2 separate regions of the Homo sapiens genome follow, and region 1 is linked to region 2. A link is a loop called in an ENCODE intact Hi-C map of the cell type or tissue named here. Cell type or tissue: heart left ventricle. All regions are shown on one strand. Links, peaks and the distances in the headings refer to the core of each region. The heading gives the core; the rest is flanking DNA. Region 1 overlaps MAPK1 (mitogen-activated protein kinase 1). Region 2 overlaps MAPK1 (mitogen-activated protein kinase 1).

Evidence for each region. Peaks named below come from ENCODE experiments on the same cell type or tissue, not always from the same donor. Only the 100,000 strongest peaks of a DNase experiment are listed, where the experiment ranks them.
Region 1: a loop joins it to region 2, with 1.9 times the contacts of the local background. A loop is called at or near these places in 59 of 110 quality-filtered maps.

What each region holds. Positions count from the first base shown.
Region 1 is chr22:21,802,313-21,807,694 of GRCh38, reverse strand. MAPK1 (mitogen-activated protein kinase 1) reads left to right here. Exons shown (of 9, transcript NM_002745.5): 2 at 1-31; 3 at 1,656-1,845. Among named protein-coding and RNA genes, the nearest start is that of MAPK1, 63 kb to the left of the region's middle. In heart left ventricle, for the core only: no CTCF peak of the experiment used is centred there; no DNase peak of the experiment used is centred there.
Region 2 is chr22:21,852,411-21,857,792 of GRCh38, reverse strand. The region is part of intron 1 of MAPK1 (mitogen-activated protein kinase 1); the gene reads left to right. Among named protein-coding and RNA genes, the nearest start is that of MAPK1, 13 kb to the left of the region's middle. RefSeq lists an enhancer at 1,450-1,951. In heart left ventricle, for the core only: no CTCF peak of the experiment used is centred there; no DNase peak of the experiment used is centred there; H3K27ac peaks cover 728 bases.

The sequences.
Region 1 (5,382 bases), core at 157-5,156, 50 kb after region 2:
GAGCACCAACCATCGAGCAAATGAAAGATGTGTATCCTTTTTAGGCAACTGGCCAATTCCACTGCTTGGTAACCTTGTTGAGTAAATAGAACTTGAAATTTCCTGAACTTAAAGGAAAAGTGCATTAAACATGCTAAAGGGAAAATCGTAATCTGTTTGCTATTTACTCCCTAAGTCTAGTCATGGAAAATCTTGGTTAACTCTGTTTGCAGTCATGTTTCTTCTGTCCAAGGGATGGTTTGTTGTGATGATGAAAAGGTAAAGGGAAGATCAGTAGTAGACTAAGAAAGAGGGTGCCCTGGCTATCTACCTGGTGAAATCAGGACTGTCCTGATCTTAAGAGTCAGGTTACCACTTTAGGTCTCAGTTTCCCCACCTTTAAAATGAAGGAACTGGTCGTCATGATCTTTAAGGTCAACTGAGGTCTGAAATTATGTGATTAACTCTGACCAACATTTAGAAATCTGGACTGAACAGATCTAGAGGATGCTGCCTGGGTAAAGGCTCCATTTGAAAGATAGAGAGGTTAAGTATACTGAAGAGGATCTGCCAGAAGGGAAAGGGTTATACAGCACTCCTACCAGTTTACCCAATTTGTATTCCGCCCCTCCAGGGTGCGGGAGCTCGCTGTTTCTAGGCAGCCCTTTCCATTTTTAAACAGCTCTGTTAATAAGTTGTAGTGATATTTGAAGTGAAATGCCTCCTGCCACTACCACCTGTTGGTCCTGCTTTACTTTTTGCCATGAAAATAAGCCTCTCTCAGATGACAGATTTTTAAATCATGTTTCCTTTGAATCCCATGCTGCGCCTCCTATAGCATAAATCTGTAAGAAACAGAGACTAGTGTTTACACAGAAGTGAGTAAAAGAAATGTAGAAATACTGCTAATGAAATAATACTATGATGAAGTTAAAGGCTAAATGCTTTAATAATTTAATTTCTGTGAGAAAGAAAGTAGCCATAGCTAAACTTTTAGGTAGTTAAGTACGTGACCAGGCAAGAAAGCATGAGGAGGAAAACTAGCACAAACCCCTTCTTAGAACGACTTGCCCATAGTCTTACTTATTTAAGATCTTAACAGTAATGGAAGAGTCAAGAAAATAGACTTAGGGTTGGATTTACTAGTAAGAGTATGTTTCTAGACCTGTATTTCTGGAAGTTTTATGTTTGGCTTTTGAGGAGCTTGGGAGAGGAGGGGAGCGGCAACAAGAAGTAAAAAGAATAGTGACATTACAGGTTACTGGACCAAACAGAGGAGGGAGTATCTGCTACTTACAGGCTAACAGTGTTTCCAGCAAACCTTGGAGGGGGTTCGTTGATGGTGGACAATTTAGAGAGCAAAGAGGTTGAGACTTCAAGATTGACCAGAATTTCCCTAACAGCCTGTTTCAGATCTCAGTCTAGGCCCATAGCCGCATCAGTCAGATGTAATGCTGGAATGCCTGCCATCTCACAGGACCTAAAAGGAGTTAACGACTTCAGATTCTTTCCATGAAGGAAACCAAGTTTTCCTCAGTTTCTTCTTTCCTTTAAGGGCTTCATGGTGTAATGATGGACTGTTTGGGAAGAGAGTCAAGAGAGGATGCATTTTTGTTTTCAATGCTTTGCTAAATGTGACCAGCTAATTGGTGTTTTACCTTAACCTGTGCAAACAGATATATAGTACAGGACCTCATGGAAACAGATCTTTACAAGCTCTTGAAGACACAACACCTCAGCAATGACCATATCTGCTATTTTCTCTACCAGATCCTCAGAGGGTTAAAATATATCCATTCAGCTAACGTTCTGCACCGTGACCTCAAGCCTTCCAACCTGCTGCTCAACACCACCTGTGATCTCAAGGTCAGCCAGGTTATTTACTATTAAGGTGATATATATTGAAAAACCCTTTCACTGAAGCATAGTTATATTTGTCATTATTCATATTTTAAATTACACCAGAAATACCCAAAAACATGTTTATGGCAAAAATGCTAATAAAGTGTGGTAGTCCTCTTCTTCTTCCTTATCCCATTGCTCCTTTCTCCCCAGAGATACCTTTTTTTTTTTTTTCTTAAAGACAGAGTCTTAGTATGTTGCCCAGGCCGGTCTGGAACTCCTGGGCTCAAGCAGTCCTCCTTTCTTGGCCTCCCAAAGTGCTGGGATTATGTATGTGGGCCACAGCACCAGGCCGTGATAACTAACTACTATAACAAATTGGTGGCCAGTTGCGGTGGCTCACGCCTGTAATCCTAGCACCTTGGGAGGCCAAGGTGGGCCTTATCACCTGAGGTCAGGAGTTCAAGACCAGCCTGGCCAACATGGCGAAACCCCATCTCTACTAAAAATACAAAAATCAGCCGGGCGTGGTGGCATGCGCCTGTAATCCCAGCTACATGGGAGCTGAGGTAGGAGAACCGCTTGAACCTGGGAGGCGGAGGTTGCAGTGAGCCGAGATCACACCACTGCACGCCAGCCTGGGTGACAAAGCAAAACTCTGTCCTAAAAAACAAAGTGTATTTTCTCCCAAAGTATTTTCTATGCTCTTGCATACATGTGTATTTTTATACTTTATATAGATAAACAGGATCACGTACATTATGTGTTAGTTTTTTTGTTCGTTTGTTTGTTTTTTGAGATGGAGTCTCGCTCTGTCACCCAGGCTGGAGTGCAGTGGCGCGATCTCAGCTCACTGCAAGCTCTGCTTCCCAGGTTCCCGCCATTCTCCTGCCTCAGCCTCCCGAGTAGCTGGGACTACAGGCACCTGCCACCACGCCTGGCTAATTTTTCTTTGTTTTTGTATTTTTGTAGAGATGGGGTTTCACCGTGTTAGCCAGGATGGTCTCAATCTCCTGACCTTGTGATCCGCCCACCTTGGCCTCCCAAAGTGCTGGTATTACAGGCGTGAGCCACCGCGCCTGGCCTTATGTGTTAGTTTTAAAATCATGTTTTGTTGGTGACATTTTTCTTCAATAAATTTTATTCAAAAGATAGCAGCAGAAAACTTAACGTCACTGACTTTAATACCTAATAAGGCATTCCAACTAAATAAGAAAACCCCAAATTCTTTACAGTCCTCAGAGTTCTGAAAATATGCAGCATTTACATATTTCTGTTTTAATGGGTGTTACAGGTAAACGAGGGAAATTTATGGATATCTTAGATGTGACGGAGCGATGTCGATTCAGTCTAAAAAAATGCACAGGAATTCAAGAAGACCTAAATAAATGGGAAGGCATCCCATGTCTGTGGATCATAAGACTTAATACTGTTAAGATGGCAGTATTCTCCAAATTGATTTGCAGATTTAGTGCAATCCCTATCAAAGCCCCCAGTTGTTTTTTTCTGTAGAAATTGACAGGCTGATCCCAAAATTCATATGGAAATTCATATGGAGAACTGATACACTTCCTGATTTCAAAACTTACTGCAAAACACAGTAATCAAGACAGTGTGCTACTGGCATAAGAATAGACATATAGGTCAGTGGAATAGAAGTGAGAGTCAGTAAATAAACCCGTGTATCTATGGTCAACTGATTTTTGGCAAGGATGCCAGGACCATTCACTGGGGAAAGAATAGTCTTTTCAGCAAATGAATCTGGGACAACTGAATAGCCACATACAAAAAGATGAAAAAATTAACTCAAAATGGCTGGGTGCAGTGGTTCGCGCCTGTAATCCCAGCACTTTGGGAGGCCAAGGCCTGTGGATTGCCTGAGCTCCGGAGCAAGACCAGCCTGGGCAACATGGCAAAACCCCATCTCTACCGAAAATACAAAAAAATTAATCTGGGCGTGGTGGCATGTGCCTGTGGTCCCAGCTACTCAGGAGGCTGAGTGGGAGGACTGCTTGAGCCTGGGAGGTGGAAATTGCAGTGAGCAGAGATTGCACCACTGCACTCCATCTGGGGTGACAGAGTGAGACCTTGTCTCAAAAGGAAAAAAAAATTCAAAATGGATTGAAGAACTCAATTAAAAGCTAAAACTTTAATACTCTTAGAAAACATAGAAGTAAATCTTTGCAATCTTATGTTAGGCAAAGCTTCTTAGACATGACACCAAAAGCACAAGCAACAAAAGAAAAAAGTAAGTGGATTCCATCAAGATTAGAAACTTGTGCTACAAAGCAAACCATCAAAAAAGTGAAAAGGCAAGCCACAGAATGAGAGAAGGTATTTGCAAATCATACATCTGATAAGGGACTTAAAACTAGAATATATGAAGAACTCTTATAACTCAATAATGAAAAGATAAATAGCCTAGTTTAAAAAATGGACAAAGGATCTGAATAGACATTTCTCTAAAGAAGATATACAGATGGCAATAAGCACATGGAATGATAGATGCTTGACATCATTAGTCAGTAGAAAAATGCAAATCAAAATTACATTGAAACAACTTCATGCTAACTAGGATGGCTGTAGTTAAAAAGTCAGATAATAAGTGTTGGTGAGGATTCCACTCCTTAGTGAAAATGAAAACATGCATCTATACAAAAACTTGAACACAAATCTTCATAGTGGTATTGTTCACTATAGCCAGTAAGTAGAAACAATCCAAATGTCCAGCTGATGATGAATAAATACAGTGTGGTGGATCCACACAGTAGAAGAGAAAGGAGTGAAGTACTGATAATGCTACAACATGGATGAATCTTGGAAACATGTCTGTGAAGGAAGGCAGCCACAGAAGACACATATTGTATGATTCTGTTTACGTGAAATGTCTAGAATAGGCAAATCCATAGAGACAAAAATTAGAATTAGTGGATTACTGATTGCCTAGGGCTAGAGGAGTTGGGAGAATAAAGAAGGAAGGAATACTAACTCACTGGAATTTCTTTTTGAGGTTATAAAAATATTTTCAAATTGGATGGTGGTAATGGTTAATTTCCACCATTATAATACTAAAACCATTGAGTTATACACTTTAAATGAGCAAATTGTATGGTGTGTGAATTATAGGTTAATAAAGCTGCTTAAGTACATATATATGTATAGCAATAATCATTTATTGGATTTCAGTTCAACAGACACTCCTATGAGAAGCCCTTTGAGATACGCCAGACAAGAGAGATGAGGGTCTGCCCTTGAAATCTGAAAACTGATAGATCAGAAATCTGGTAGACAGTAGGTGATTATAATGAGATGTTCTGTAACTGAGATGGAGAAAAAGATGGTGTACAAATGCAAAGGAGAGAGGTGGGCTAGCGCTGGCTGGGACTGGGAGGCAGCAGGAAGAAGGTGGTATCTGTGCCGGCCCTCGAGGTTGGGTAGCTTTTCTTGCGGGAGGCCAGTGGCTCTATTGGACATAGGGTATCATAGGCAGAGAGTACAGAAATAAAATAAGAAGGAAGGGACTACTACCGAAAGCACTGAGTCTTCCTCCCTGTGGCTGCA
Region 2 (5,382 bases), core at 186-5,185:
TAAGGGGTCAAAGGATTGTCATGAGTATTAAATAAAACAGTATACTTGAAGTCCTGAGCACTTGGTACCTAGTTAATGCTCTGTTATTCCTTTGAAGTAAACAGGGTTGACAAGATGTGAATCCCCCTTTGTCTCGGTCTCTATGTAAAGCAGCATGTGCAGAAGTACAAATATTTGGCTTGGTGGTCAGATGACTTTACAATGGTATGGAAGTGATACACATGCAGTAGAAACCTTACTTCCGAGTACCCACGCAACTGTTCTGTTTTTCATTTTCAGTATAGTATTTCATACATCATATGAGTTACTCAACACTTTTATTATAAAATGGGCTTTGCGTTAGATGATTTTGCCCAACTGTAGGCTAATGTAAGTGCTCTGAACATGTTTAAGGTAGGCTAAGCTAAGCTGTGATGTTTGGTAAGTTAGGTGTATTAAATGTATTTTCAGCTAGGCTGGGTGCAGGACTCATGCCTATAATCCCAGGACTTTGGGAGACCGAGGCATGAGGATTCCTTGAGCTTAGGAGTTTGAGACCAATCTAGGCAACATAGTGAGGCCTTTTCTGTACTAAAGGTACTAAAAATTAAAAAAAAAAAAAATTAGCCAGGTGTGGTGGTACGTGCCTATAGTCCCAGCTACTTGGGAGCCTGGGGCTGAGGATCGCTTGAACCTGAGTGGTCAAGGCTACAGTGAGCCGTCGTCGTGTCACCGCATTCCCGCCTGGCAACAGAGCAAGAAACTTTCCCAAAAAAAACAAGCATTTCACCTTATGAGGTTTTCCATTTATGAAGGGTTTATTGGGATGTAAGTCCATAGTAAGTCAAGGAGCATCTTTATATAGTTAGAATAGGGACAGTCAAGTGTTTCATGCATAATCCAAATCTTCAGGAGGCAACATCAAGGTAACCCGAGTTTAGGGATATTCTGCAAAATAACTGGCCTGTAAACCTCAAAATTAAGTCAAGATCATGGAACCAAGAAAACACTGAGGAATTGTTCCACACTAAAGAAGTGTGCAGAAACATGGCAACTCCATGTGGTTCATGATTCTGAATCGGCATGATTGGCAAAACTAGAATGTCTGAAAATTAGATTGTAGTCGTGTATCTGTGTTAATGATTTTATTTTTATCTTCTTTTTTTTTTAACTCTTCTTTTTTTTGGTATTTTCTTTTTTGTTTTGGTTTGTCCTTCCTTTTTTTTGTTGTTTTTTGTTTTTTGTTACAAACCCTTGTGTCGATAGCTGACTGCTCTGCTGTATACGAAACCCTGACCCAGAAACAGGTTGTCTGTGAATGGTTTAGCACAGGTCCCCCGTGAATGTGCATTGTGTGACGGGCAAAAGTGTGGCCGCCTTTCTACTGTGCCAAGTTTTCCAGCATGAGAGGCTTTCCATATCTGGTCCTCAGATATGTGGTGTGAATGAAGGGGGGACCAGCTATCCGAGGCCAACCGAGGCTCCACAGTTGGCTGCCATGTCATTTTGCCTGGGCGGGATTCTGACTTAGAGGCCTTTGGTCATAATCTGACAGGTGAGCGTTGACGATTTTGATGGTAGCATTTTGTTTGTATGGGAGAATAGTCTAGTTTTGTTTGTTGGAAATAGTCACTAAAGTATTGGGGGATAATGAGAAAGAAATACTGGCAAACTTACTCTCACATGCTTCAGAGACTAAAAGTTTGATAAGCTAGATATAGAACTTTTCCTATGGTTTGAGATATAGTTCCTTTTCTCTAAAGAGTTGTCGGTGAGTCCCTTTCAGAAACGTACTTGAGTGAGGATGTGTTGAAATTTGTGGGAAGCTGTGAAAGGCAGCTTTTAGCCTACCAAAAGAGGACTGGCCTGGAAGGCAAGAGACCTGAGTCTTGGTCCCTGCTTCTGATGACATGTCACATGGGCATGTGCTCGTCACTCTGCTTCTGCAAGTTTTTGTGTTTCTCATCTGTGGAGTTAAGGGATTGGGATGGTCTCTAGGGTCTCGTACAGCTCTAATATTGTCACCGCCCTCAGGAACATTACATGAAATTAGCATATATGCAATATATTAAGATTCATGTGTGGATTGTTTCCCAGTTACTAGCGCTGTCTTTAATGTAATTTACCTCAGAAATCTCTGGATAATCATTATTGAGATATAATGAAATAGGGAAAAACTTGAGGTTAAAAACTAGTAAATTGATTTACTTCAACATTAAAAGCCCACAATTAAACCCTTGAGGAAAATGACTATTTTTATTTTTTATTTTTTGCTCTGCAAGTAAGGTTGGAACTTCGTAATACTGTATGACAGTAGTCGTTTACCTCACGAATTAGATTATTCATGTGTGTTTGACTGAAGAGAGTTTTTACCTAGTGACTGGAATGAATGTTAATGCTGCTATTTTGGCATTGGAAAAAAAAGGTGTAATGAAAAATGTCAAGTTTGAGAGAGAGAGAAATACTTAAATAGAACTGATTTAAAAGCAATTCTGAAAAAGAAAGAACTTGGCACAATCTTTCTATGAAAGCAAAGACTTTACTGCACAGCTAAAGAAAATGAAGCAAAAACAATACATTGCCCCAATTAATGTTTGAATTCACTGAACACAAGGTAGGCTAGCAAAGTAGAGAGTAATATCTTTGCCTCACCTTGGCCACAAGGATTTATTTTGTCAGTAACCAAGTTTAGTGTACTGCTATTTAGCTTTTTCACTACAGATGTGAAAATGTTTCTTTTTGGGGTTTGTTTGAAATTTTCTTTCCCTTTTCAATTTAGCAGTGCTGAACCTATCCTCAAATAAATTTACATTTTTCCCATTAAATCAACTTTGTTTCTGTTCCATGGTTGAAGCAAATACTTTATAAAGAAAAAAATCAGTGTAGACCTTTCACAAGTTAATTATTACTGCAGGGCTATATAGGCAAATAAAAATATTAGATGTTATGTTTTAGACCAGTGAAAAAACAGTTGGTAGTGATGCTAGATTAAGACTTGCCAGAATGTTCATCCCCTTAGTGAGCCATTCTGCTTATGATAACATTTTGTAATGTTTTCAGGCATTCTTTTGGGACAGCCCTGATCACTTATCATTCAAAGGGATGATAAAAGTGACAATCTTTAGACGTGTTGTAAATTCTTTCTTTCTTTCGTCCAAAGGGAGCTAGAAAGAAAAGACATTTGTGATTATCTGTCCACTTGAACACAACTGCTAGAAAGAGCTATTTAATTATTGCCAACAAGGCAGTGTGAGAGTTTATAGTAACATTAGGAGTGTTTCCAGTTATCCCAGCAGGATTCAGCATTCAAGAACTGGTAAATTTTGGCCAGACGCGGTGGCTCACACCTGTAATCCCAGCACTTTGGGAGGCCGAGGCAGGCGGATCACCTGAGGTCAGGAGTTCGAGACCAGCCTGACCAACATGGAGAAACCCCGTCTCTACAAAAAATACAAAATTAGCTGGGTGTGGTGGCACATGCCTGTAATCCCAGCTACTCGGGAGGCCGAGGCAGGAGAGTCGCTTGAACCTGGGAGGCGGAGCTTGTGGCGAGCCGAGATTGTGCGCCATTACACTCCAGCCTGAGCAACAAGAGTGAAACTCTATCTCAAAAAAAAAAATCTGGTAAATGTTTGTCTGGCATCATAGAATTTAATGCTTACCTCTAAAAATGTAAATTGGAAAATATTTTAGCCTTATGTGGTGTGTGATGTTAGCAGGGAAGTCTCTAATGTTTTCACATGAAGTCAGATGCTGGCTTTGGACCGAGGTGTATTTTGTTTACTTAAGGCAGTATCCATCATTTCCTATTTTAGTTTTTTGTTTCTTTTTGTTTGTTTGTTTTTTGAGATGGAGTCTTGCTCTGTCTCTCAGGCTGGAGTGCAGTGGTGCCATCTCAGCTCACTGCAACCTCCACCTCCTGGTTTCAAGCAATTCTCCTGCCTCAGCCTCCCAAGTAGCTGGGACTACAAGCGCGTATTGCCACCCCCAGGTAATTTTTTGTATTTTAGTAGAGACAGGGTTTCACCCTGTTGCCCATGCTGGTCGTGAACTCCTGAGCTCAGGCAATCCACCCGCCTTGGCCTCCCAAAGTGCTGGGATTACAGGCATGAGCCACCGCACCCAGCTGTCAGATGTCTTTACTGCCTCCGTGAAGATGATATGATTTCATCACATTTAACATTGTTAATGTGAAGATCATGTCAATAGATTTCCTTATATGGAATCTCTCATACCTGGAATAAACTGTGCTTGTTTATTTGTATTCCTTTTTATAATGTGCCATTGGATTCTGTTTGCTAATATTCAGAGATTTTGTGTTGATATTCGTAAGTAGTATTCAACTGTAGTATCTTTTGTGCAGTCTTTGTCAGGTTGGGGTTACCATTACACTTGCTTCATAAAATGAGTGTGGAAGTTTTCTTTCCTTTTCTGTGTTCTGAAATAGCATTAAGACTACTTTGTCTTTTTTTTTTTTTTTTTGACACAGAGTCTTGCTCTGTCACCCAGGCTGGAATGCAGTGGCATGATCTCGGCTGACTGCAACCTCTTCCTCCCAGGTTCAAGTGATTCTCCTGCCTCAGCCTCCCAAGAAGTTGGGACTACAGGTGCACACCACCACGTGTAACTAATTTTTATATTTTTAGTAGAGATGGGGTTTCACTATGTTGGCCAGACTGGTCTCAAACTCCTGACCTCAGGTGATCTACCCACCTCGGCCTCCCAAAGTGCTGGGATTACAGGCGCCAGCCACCAGTCTACCTTATCTTAAAATGGTATAATTTTCCTTTGAAACTATTTGCCTGGTATTTTTTTGGTTTTCTTAGACTGGTTTCTGCTTGGTTTCTACCACCACTCTTAATCCCCTCCAGTTGTTCTCTGCAACCACCACCATGACTGCCATTTCCTTGAGCACTTATTATCCATTAAGCACCTTTATGTGTGGTAATTAATGACTGTTATGTGTTTTGTTGTTTTGATACAAAGTCTCACTGTCGCCCAGGCTGGACTGCAGTGGCGCTGTCACTTGAATCCAACCTCCACCTCCCGGGTTCAAGCAGTTCTCCAGCCTCAGCCTCCCAAGTAGCTGGGATTACAGGTGTGCGCTACCACATCTGGCTAATTTTTGTATTTTTAGTAGAGACAGGGTTTCATCACCTTGGCCAGGGTGGTCTCTAACTCCTGACCTCAAGTGATCCACCCACCTCTACCTCCCAAAATCCTGGGATTATAGGTGTGAGCCACTGAGCCCAGCCTGTTATGTATTTTTGTCTTTTGTTTTCTTTGAGACAGGGTGTCACTCTCTCACTCAGGCTTGAGTGCAGTGGCATGATCACGGCTCGATGTGTTTATTCTTGTTTTTTTCTTGTTTTTCTGTTGTTTTTTTTTTTGTTTTTTTGAGAT